Regions from separate parts of the Homo sapiens genome. Here region 1 is linked to region 2. Evidence: read pairs that join two places in POLR2A ChIA-PET (ENCODE). Cell type or tissue: OCI-LY7. All regions are shown on one strand. Links, peaks and the distances in the headings refer to the core of each region. The heading gives the core; the rest is flanking DNA.

The links. ChIA-PET counts read pairs that join two places held together with the same protein. Peaks named below come from ENCODE experiments on the same cell type or tissue, not always from the same donor. Only the 100,000 strongest peaks of a DNase experiment are listed, where the experiment ranks them.
Region 1: POLR2A ChIA-PET joins it to region 2 with 9 read pairs; 1 of 35 experiments calls an interaction of 5 or more read pairs at or near these places.

Annotation. Positions count from the first base shown.
Region 1 is chr7:42,058,078-42,063,465 of GRCh38, reverse strand. All of the region lies in intron 4 of GLI3 (GLI family zinc finger 3), which reads left to right. Among named protein-coding and RNA genes, the nearest start is that of GLI3, 180 kb to the left of the region's middle. In OCI-LY7, for the core only: no CTCF peak of the experiment used is centred there; a DNase peak (open chromatin) is centred at 2,305; H3K4me3 peaks cover 902 bases; H3K27ac peaks cover 1,257 bases.
Region 2 is chr7:43,437,788-43,443,175 of GRCh38, reverse strand. It overlaps HECW1 (HECT, C2 and WW domain containing E3 ubiquitin protein ligase 1), which reads right to left. Exons shown (of 30, transcript NM_015052.5): 9 at 5,031-5,173; 10 at 547-647. Among named protein-coding and RNA genes, the nearest start is that of LUARIS, 82 kb to the left of the region's middle. In OCI-LY7, for the core only: CTCF peaks have their summits at 2,973 and 3,186 (motif pointing right); a DNase peak (open chromatin) is centred at 3,215.

The DNA of each region.
Region 1 (5,388 bases), core at 202-5,201, 1.4 Mb after region 2:
AAAATCTATGTCTGAATAATTCTAAAAGAGCTCTTTTAATAAGTAAAGTAAAAACCAAAAGTGATAGGGAACCATTATCTTTTTTTAGTGGTATCTAACACAATTTTGCACCTTTAGATCAGTAACATCTTAGAGTTGAGGATATGTAGTATGTCATATGTATTTGTGTGTGTACGTATGTATTTGGTCAAAAAATTGATTCATTGTCAAGATTTTTTCCCCTGAGAGCCCAGCCACATTTTCCTAAATGTTACAATAATGGACCTAGTTGCAAGAATGTAAAGTTAAAAATGTAAAGAGAATGTTTTCAAAATGCTATAGCTGCCTAAACCTTGCAAAATGAAAAACGAGCACTTCTTCAGCTTGGAACAGTTTATAAAGGAGGCAAGCATGTGTTGTGTGATGGTTATGCTGGTGTATTTGTGCAGATGCATAGCACAGGCTCTGAGAGGGTAAGACTTCATGATTAATGGTGTTTATTCTTGACAGAAGCCTCCTTTATTTATCTGCAATACAGTTTAGCGATTTTATCAGGCACCTGAATGAAAAATATTCAGTCATACCAATATTGCAGTGTAAATTGAGGAGAGTCACTTTTTATTATATCTTTCTGCCTTATCATCTGCACAGTAATTTTCTAGCAGAGGTTTGATATGGAAAGGCTGGATTTAGCTGTACTTGACACAAAGCCTCTTCAATTTCTCCTAAAAGTTCAGGCTGCTCTTAGAAATGTGTGTGTGTGTGTGTGTGTGTCTGTGTGTGTGTATAATATATAAACCTTCTCTCTTATCCAAGCAATTTCAGGATTTGAAAGAATAAAGATAAAATGCACAAACCTGGATGGGAGAAATGTTGTTAATATAAAAATAGCTGTGAACTCACTGGTAAAAGCTCCTTTAGTGTTGAAGCTTGTGGCTCAGTACTGAACCTTTTGCAAGGCTACGTGGTCCCACTTTCTTCTAATCAATCACCATCCAAATCCAGTTAGCATAAAGCCAGACCCTATCGTTTCTCCTGGGAGTAGTATCAAAGTTGAAGACCACAGTGGCCCAGAGAGGACATAAGTTGCTGCAATGATTGTGATGCTATTCTCGAGAAAGGAAAAAGAAAAGAGTTCTCATTTGTAGGATACTCAAGTGATGGGTCACTAAATTTTAAACAAAAGTGTATTCAAGCAACAGACTTTATAACATGGTCAAAGCTAAGCAATGACAGACAGGGGAATATGGTTTGAATCATAGAAAGCACTGGATTTTAGGAACAAATGGGGCCTTAAACCTTGTGAGTAGAATGGAGATCATCTACTCCAAAGCTTCTCATTTGACAGATGAAACAGTGAGGCTCAAAAAGCTGTTTTTGATAAGACCATGGTCCTGTGCACAGGTTTTCCAAGGGTAATATGAACAAGTAATTCTTGCACATCATAGACATTTCCAATCAGATGAATCTCTCCTCCTTTATGGTACTGGAAGACTTGCTTTCTCTCTGAAGAAGGAACTGCAGAAGGAGACTTTGTAGCTCCTTGTTAAGTAGCCAGACTCATTTTCAGTCCTCCATGATGCTGTTCTCTACGTCTTGAGCAAAGTTCCCGAAGGCCATGATAACAAGACCCCTAAGAAAAGTATCCCCTTATGTAGAAGTTGATGCTGCTTTTCTGTTGAATAATATAGACAAATTGTTCCCCATCACTACATACACTCTACAGTACACTACATATACTCCTTTTCCATATGTAATTTAATTTTGAAAAGTTAACACCCTCCAAGGGGATAAAGTTCTGAAATATTGAGAAGTATGCTTAGGACATAAAGCCTTAGTCTCATATAGTAGTCCTACAAGCTCTACTTCCAGTTACATCTAAAGAGCCTGCCACTTCAAAAGGGCTCACTTTTTTCACCTTTATGGGACCAATGGCCCTAGCAAACCTTGAAGATTTTATTCTGGAGGAGAGTTATTGAATCACTAATGATAGTTCCTTGTTGGACATCTCTATATAACTTAAAATAAAGGTGATTAAAAGAATCAGGGGAAGTAGGAGTGAGATGTCAAGGTTCAAGGGATAACTCAAAAAACAGACTAGTTAGTAGTTAACAGTAATAATAATTATGATGAGGATGATGATGATACTAATATGGAAAAAGTCTTTATACTAGCTAGAAGATGAGACTACTGTTGATAAAAGATTCATTCTGATTCTTGAGGTAGCCTTACTGTCTTCTTGGCTCAGAATTCTAGGTGCTTCCTGTCTTTGTTATAAATATCCTCTATAACACCTGCCACCAGACCCAAGATTAAGCAAGGATTAAATAGTTGGAACCCAACTTCCTGTTTTCAATTAATTATATCCACCTAGTACCTGAAGTCCTCTGAGGGGAAAGTTCTTGCTTGAATAACAGATTCTGCCTTAGTGCTGCTGAGACTTTTAAAGTAGCTGTTTACCTTGAATTGTTGAGATTTCCATGTAAATGATACAAACATGAGCTGGTTTGTTTGTAAACAGATCTAACTGAGTCTCTTGTATGTATGTTAGAGTCATTTTCCCTTACACTTGATGTGTATTATGGCTCAGACTCAAAAGTTTCTGCTAAAGGAAATCATGATGGATAAGTTTCTGCATTGTTGGAAAATGTAACACCTATACAAACAAATGTCACTTATCCCAGGAGTTTTCTAGGCACAGTTAGTTCATCATAGAGGGACTTAGTTGTTTGAGGAGCCATTCTTTCTACACTATTGGGTGTCAATATTTTTCTATTTTGCCTTGTATTTTCTTTTGGAAAGGATATTATTTTGCCTATTTGAGTATTGTTTTTGAGATGGAATTGGTAATTCATCAAATTACAGAAAATAGGATTGGTAGAATTAATGGAAAATAGAGAGGAAAGTCACAGAAATCAAACTGATTAAAAAATTTTTGTTTTCTCTATCTCTAAAGACAAAAGTTTTTATTTTTTTTCTTCATGGCAATGAAGTTGCTGAACTAAAACTACAGAATTATTATGCTCTTGAATTTACTTTGAAGAAAAAAAATCCATCATCTTAACTAAGGTAAATCAAATCGCTTAATCTATCTGTTAGGAGAAAACATGAGATGGGTGCGCCTAAGTAATGCCGAAGTGACATCATAGCTGAACTCACCCGGCCACAAACAGCTCACTCCCTATCAGGTCCTTGAGGGAAATCAGTACTCAACAAGGCAACGGAAGCCAGGTGACTTTGGCCTTAACCAACCCAGAGCTCTAGGAATGGCAGCAGCAGCAGGAATGAAGGTGTTGGTTGTAGGGGCCAACATTTACTGAGAATTTACCATGTGACAGTCACCAGGCTACATGCTTTCTGTATACTTCCCTGTTAAAAAGGAAATGGTACAGTGCTGCCGCTTCTCTGTCTGGGCTTAAGTAGCTGGAGAGCAAAGCAGGCTTTTAAGGATCTAGTTCACCCAACAGGCAAACCTAAGCCCAAGACCTTGCAACTGGTGTATAGAACAGCTTACTGAATGCACACTTCCAGGTATAGGGAGCAGGAGAGTGAGACAGAAGGAAAGACTCCTTTGATCCTCTGGGCCTGGCTGGATTGGCCTCTGCCGTGGCCTGCTCCACTGGAGGAAAAGGGACTACCCAAGGGAAAAAGCTTGGCTGATCAAAGGTAACCACTTGTTATCTTAGGGGAAGAGGAGAGGAAAGGACAGCATCTGTGTGCTTTCTTAATGCAGATCAGTTAGGAAACTGTCTAGAAAACAGAGCCCCATCAGATGTCACAGAATCCAACCAATGAGAGCAGCTCTCCATCGCCCATTCAACATGGCACCTAGGTGGTAGGAAAAGAATTGCAACTGGACATATGAATGTCTCTTTTGACAGCGACAGCTGTTTCCTCATCAAGGTGGTACTTCTGTGGACATTGTAAAGATGGACATAGCATATTAGTTCTTCTAATAATGAATTATATTTATTTTTATTATATTAATTAATTTATAATTTGTAATTAAGAATTATAAATGAATATTATATTCATTTATACTTATTAATTCCACTTTATATTTATATAATACATACATTATATAATAAAACATTTTATATAATAGTTACTGGTTTTATCCTTCTTACCAACTCTAGTAATCAGGGGAAGAAGATAAGAAAATGTCTTTCATTTATTAGACATTGCAGAAACAAGGATACCTTTGCGTGAACTATTTGGACTCCATTTGGAGGACAAAAAAGTCTGCTAAAATAATAATTTAATATATAATGTGTATTCATGGAATTAAAATATTTAAAACATATGTTATTTAAAAACAAGTTGTCATCTGCCATTTGGTTCAGGTACGCTCTTTTCTCCACTTCTTTTTCTCTTCTGTTCTTAATTCTAAAATGTGAGAAACATACATTGAGCTCTCTTTAAACAAAAGTTAGTGGGATAGAACGCAGTCCCATGCTATGAGATGTGGTCATTTAGCTCTCAAGTACTTATTTGAACCAGCAGTATGTTCATTAAGATCTCTTTTTAATAACAGTGCATTGCATGTTACAGTGGCTGGAATGGACTTTCTTTTTAATTCTTTGACCTTGAAATTTTAATTTATTAATGAGTTATATTTACAGTACAGAGTAGAGACAAATTTGGCACATTGTTCTTTGCAGTCTTTCCTGGAAGGAATGAAATCAATTTTAGCTATAAACAATTGCACTGCTCTTGTACAGTGATACTTGTATAACATTGTTTCAGTTGTTGGAAGAACATGACTAACATGTATTTGTTTGGCTTCTCTCTTCACAAGAAGCTCCTTTGATTGGCTTAGCGGTAGCCCCTGCCCCCTCCAAAGTTAATACACAGATGTCCACCTTCCATAGCTTACCTTGAATTTAGACTAATGTGTCAGCTAGACTATTTTTGTTTTATAGCAGTAGATATGTTATTATTTATGTTACCTTTAAAGCATCAATATTTTGTAAGTTTTGAGAAATAAAAATGTGTATCAATTTGATTTTCTGAATTTAATTGAAATGGTTGAAACCACTGTGGGAAATCTCGATGTATTTGGCATGTATCCTTTTAAAAAATTATTGATGAATAATACAGAGAAAGTTGCACAAAATGTACACATGTAGCTCAGTAAATGATGATGAATGATCATGGAGTGAAAACTTCTAACTTAACAGTTCTAGAAATAGAACATCCCCACACCTCATAAGCCCTTCTTCCATACTCTCCACCCACCTGAAAGTCAACATTATCCTGACTATCCTAACACTGAAGTTGACTTTTGCCTGTTAAAGAACTTTATATAAATGGGATCATACATTATATTCTTTTGTGCCAGTTTTCTTCTTTTTTTAGTTAATTTTAATTTTTTTCTGATGAACTTCCCATTTTATTTATCACATATTT
Region 2 (5,388 bases), core at 148-5,147:
GCATCTTATCATTCGTATTTTGAAATCTGTTTTAGCATTAAATGGAACACTGGATGATTCTGGAGTTTTCTGTCCTATTTATACTTTTCTTGTTTTTCTGTGATATTATAAAAATTCATTGTACAATTATAGTTCTTCAACATGACATTCTTCAGCAACTGGCTAGTCTATATCTAGTTACTAGGTAGAAAGATGTTTCACGTTCATTCATTCATTCATGTATGTGATGATTAAACACCTATGTGGGTGCTGGGGGTAGGATGATAAATAAGACAGAACTCCCTATCCATGTTGGCCTCATTGTTAACCTTCAGTCCACTGTCTACTCTGTACCTTTGGGTCACTAGAATGAAGAGGAGCTTCTCTATCAGGGGGACAGCAACCTGGCTTCCAGAATAGATCACTGGCTTCTGGACCTCAAATGGAGAAGATAACCACAAAACCTAGGATACATCTGGAGAGAACCATAGTTATTGTATTTTAGAAAAAGGAACCACACTTATGACACTAGCCTAGGACAAGACATGAAGTTCATGCTGAAAATACCTGGGTGGATGGAGGAAGTGATCTCAAATCGGAATTGCAGCTGTCCACTCACATGATCTGTTGGAAGCCTGCGGCCAAGTGTGTAGCTGACCACCCTATCCCTAGAAGGAAATAAGCACCATCACAGTTCTGGTCAATACCTCTCTTCCTAATGACCATGCAGTGTGCTTTCTATACCAGTGGGTGAGGCAGGCAAGCCCAGGGAAGTCCTGATGTGCTCAACAGCAATACAAAACTGTAAGGAAGTCCTTATCGAATACAGATGCCCCTTGAACTACCATGGATTATGACCCAATAAACTCATCAAAAGTTGAAAATACTGGCAATTCAAAAATGCATTTAATACATTTAGCCTGCCAAACATCATAGCTTAGCCTAGACTACCTTAAAAGTGCTTGGAACACTTACATTAGCCTACAAGTATGCAAAATCATGTAACACAAAAACAAAACTATTTTATAATAAAGTATTGGATATCTCATGTAATTTATTGAATACAGTCTACTGTAGAGTACAGTATCACTTGTTTACCCTGTGATCACATGGCTGACTGGGAGCTATGGCTTGCTGCTGCTGCCAGCTTCACGAAAGTATCGTGTTGTGTATCGCTAGCCAAGGAAAAGATCAAAATTCAAAATTCAAAATTCGATGTATGGTTTCTGCTGAATTCATTGTAAAGCAAAAAATGGTTAAGTTGAACGGACTGTCTGTATTCTAAAGCAGGGGTAGGGTAGGCAAATTACAGCCTGTGGGCTAAATGTGGCCCACCACCTGTTTTTGTGTGGTTGTGAGCTTTTTACATTTTAAATTGTTGGAAAAAGAAATAAAAGAAGAGTAACATTTTGTAGCATGTGAAAATTATATGAAATTCAAATTTCAGTGTCCATAAATAAAGTTTTATTGGAGCACGGCCATGCTTGTTAGCTTACGTATTATCTGTGGCAACTTTCATGCTATATTGGTAGAGTTGAGTAATTTAGACAGGGACTGTGGGCCTTGCAAAGCCTAAAATATTTACTACCTGGCCCTGTACAAAAAAGTTTGCCAACCTGTGTTCTAAAACAGAGAGAGAGAGAGAATAAAAAAAGACACGGATGTCCTTGGCCTGCTTTTCCTGTGCAGATTGCCATTTTCCAAATATGTCCTCAACGATGGACAGTGCCAGCAGATGCATATCTTGTGGTATATATGTAATGTCTAAGAAAGGATGCTGTCATGGTTACTGGAGAGTCTGTGGGCGCTACAGAATGGCACCTGCTCCAGGATGGAGCAGAGCAAGACTCGTGGGCTGAATTCTTTGGCTTGTGAGTTCCACTTAACACCAATTGCAGGGCTCCACATGTAGGGACCCCAAGTCTCCACCCTGGATTTTCATGCCATCCCCTCCACCCCCTCAAAGCAATTTCTTAATTATAAAAAGAAAACTTTCTAGAGGCAATCAACCTGAAACTTTGCTATTATATTTTCATTAACAATGCAGCTTCAGCAGAGTAAATTGCCCCTTACCTGGGCCTAAATAGGAAGAGTGACCACCTTTGGATATTCAGGAGTTAACAAACCCAGGGTACCCAGTAATAACAAACACATAGCCCCAAACCAGTTGTTACTCAGATGACTCTGTATTTATTCCATTTATTAGTTTGTGACATGAAAATAAAAAGATAAATCACTGGCTGATAGTGTTTTAATGTTTCTTTCTAGAAAACACTGGCATTATGAGACAACCTATATCCCAACAAGCCCCGACTTAAAAATTGTTCTTTGATAAGCCATGATTTAGTGTTTGGAGTTCCTCAGAAGTCCATTAAGTAAAGCATTATGTGCAGAAAAAAATAGGATGAGCTTCAGTATTTTGTCTGTTTAGAAAGAGCCTTTGGTCAATATTATGAAGTAGGTCTATTATGACCATAACAAAGACATCCCGAACCCAAAACTTAATTGAAATCAGGGGAGGCCTAAAGACAATCAGACAGTGGCACAAAAATTACATTTATTATGCTTTGCATTTACTTTCAGGGCTTTTCTTTTTTTTGCTTTTCACCCACTTAACAAATATTTTTTGAGCCCCTGCCATGTGAAAGGTGCTGCAGTTGATACAAAGCATGTCATACATCGCCCCTGCCTTTAAATAGCTTATGTCCAGCTGGGGGCATAAGGTAGGACCACTAAATAATGGTTCAAGACAGCCAGTGACACTTCAATGCGAAGGTGAGATGGTTAGAGTTACAGGCAGACAGCCAACAGAAGCCTGGGATTTTACAGGCCAAGGAATCGAAGGAGGATTGGAAATGAGAGTGCATGTGTGCCCAGGGGGGAAAGGTGCAAATATCTCAGGGCAGGGAGGCAGCCAGTACAGGTGGAGCCAAACGTTTCAGAAACCACGGATGCAGGGGGCTTTATGGGGAGAGCATGTGCTGAGGGCAGAGGGAAGCTGCGGTGCAAAGTGGATTCACTTTTGTTGTGGGTGCACTCTGGGGTTCTGCCATGGCTCAGGCTGCATGGCCACTGCTTCCATGGCCATCACCCCAACACTCTGCTCCTAACCACGGTGGGACACCTCCGGAGGAGGCAGCACTGCAGAAGTGGCCCCCAGGGGCTGTGGAAGCAGAAGGCTTTGGAGGAGGAGCTGCTCTGCGCCGCCACCAGGGGGCAGTCTATCATCCCATCAAAGAGGGTGGGAGGAAAAACGCCTCCATGGCTTGCTGTTGTTGCCTCTTGGAGAGGTGTAAGCTCAATCACACTCGATCTGTGCTCTCCATTTCCCTGGGTGGCAAGAACACTGGGAAAATCATAGCTAACCTTCTTTTGGTCGGGGACACCCTTTTCCACCTCAGGTACTTGCTTTCAGCTGGGGATGTGCCTTTCCACAGTGGGAGGCTTGGAGGGCGGGACAGTGCTAAGAAGATAGGAGCCGGCAGCTTGGACTTAGGAGAGAACTCAGCATGGGAGGGCAGAGGGGCTCTGCGGCTGCAGCGAGCTGGAGAGAGAAGTTCTGTTCCTTACGTACGAACTGGTATCTATCTAATGCATGCTGGGCGGCAGTGCACTGGGTGCTGGGGTAGAAAGAATCCCACACAGCCCCTGTTTTTGTTCTCCAGCCCACCCCCTGGCAGAGGTGCTAACAGCTGTGAGAGCAGCCAGTAGGGCAGAGAAGGAGAGAAATGAAAAGCATGGCCCACAATAAACTACAGAATCAGTCCTAGGAACCCTGAGAGAAGCCTGTTGTGTGGGGATGGCCCTCGGACTTTGGAGAGACACAGGTGTGAGTCTGAATTCCGGCCGGATCTCTGCCACCCACAAGCCTTGGGTTTACATAATTATTGATCCTTTTGAAGCCTTGTTTCCTCGTGCAGGAATGGTGATAATGCTGTCACAGAAGCATTATGAGGACTAAATGAAATAAAAAAGATCACAAGGAATACCATTTTCTTTTGTGTTCCTACTACGTGCCAGTGGCCGTGCTAGGTTCTTTATGTACACTTTTTGTCTGTTTAATCCTCACAACCATGAATGGCAAGTGCAAACACTGCATGTGACACGTGACTGCAGCTCCATAAACTCAGCTCCCTTTGGCTGGAGAGTTAGTGGCAGGTCTCTGTGCACCCTGCTGCCTACACACCATAAGGTTCCAATTAATAATAAATGTCTTTATGATAATTATCCGTGATTCCAAAGTCCTTCTGATAATCCAAAGAACTTTAAATTAAGACACTTGGAAATTCTGCATATTTTTTTCTCATTCTTTTGCTATCTTTGTAAGGGTTACATTGTATATAAGTATATGTTTATCAATAGAAAGCTTTATTTAGTGTTTTCAAATGTAGTCCCTGTTACCTAAAGAAATACATATTATACATAGGGCTGTTATCTGGTCATAGTCCACTTTAATGAGAACCATGAGTGGACATGAATGTAAAAGAGACAAAACAGAAACCCATTCTCATATACAATTGAATTCTGTGAGCATCTTAATTGCTGTCATTCCATGAGAATCATGCTTTCAAATTCTTATCCATGTTATCTAGCATCTGCAGATACTAGTGTCTTCTAAGTAAGAAACTCTACAGTAGTTACCCAGTATTCCATCTTGTTATGGAAATGTCACATATGATTAAATCTTACATACCAGACTGGCATATGAATGAAATAATATTCTTCATAGTAAAACAAACTTTAGTTTCTACCTGTACAGAAAAATGCCCCATTGAGGGCTTCTTTTAATACTGTTTAATATTTTTAATAGGATTTTTTACTCTCTTGGGTAAGTAACCAGTGTTACACATCAAGTGAAAAGGGATGGGTTTGTTTAATATAACAAACACTTATGTTGGCTCAGGCAACATAATTAGTAGGAAAAACAAAGGAAATATAATGATACCATTTTGACTCTCTGTGAGACTATACTATTGCAGCCTACAGGCCACCTTTGGGCACGACCTGTTGGTGGGAACCTAGTGATAGTAAGATCTCAGTCACAGGTTTACCCTATGGCGTGTCTCTCCAGGAGTCTTTGAACGGGCATCGACAGCTTTCCCAAGAAGCGCTTGATGATGGGGCGGCTCTTGGCAAACTTGTCCTTCACCTCAATTTCCAGCACGTCAGTGGGCAAGGACACAAAACTGAATTGCTGCAATGAAAGAATATGTCACATCAATTAACTGAGAGGTTGGAGGGCTGGTCAATTCCCAGTCCATCTGCCTTGATGCTGTCACTGTAAAACATCCTAGCTATAATATACCTATATATAAAGGGTCTCAGAAATGTTGTGAACCTGTTTATTCAGTAAATGAGGGGCAGCGACAAGATGCTTCTGCAGGGCTTAAAAATAGGCTTATTCTTTGA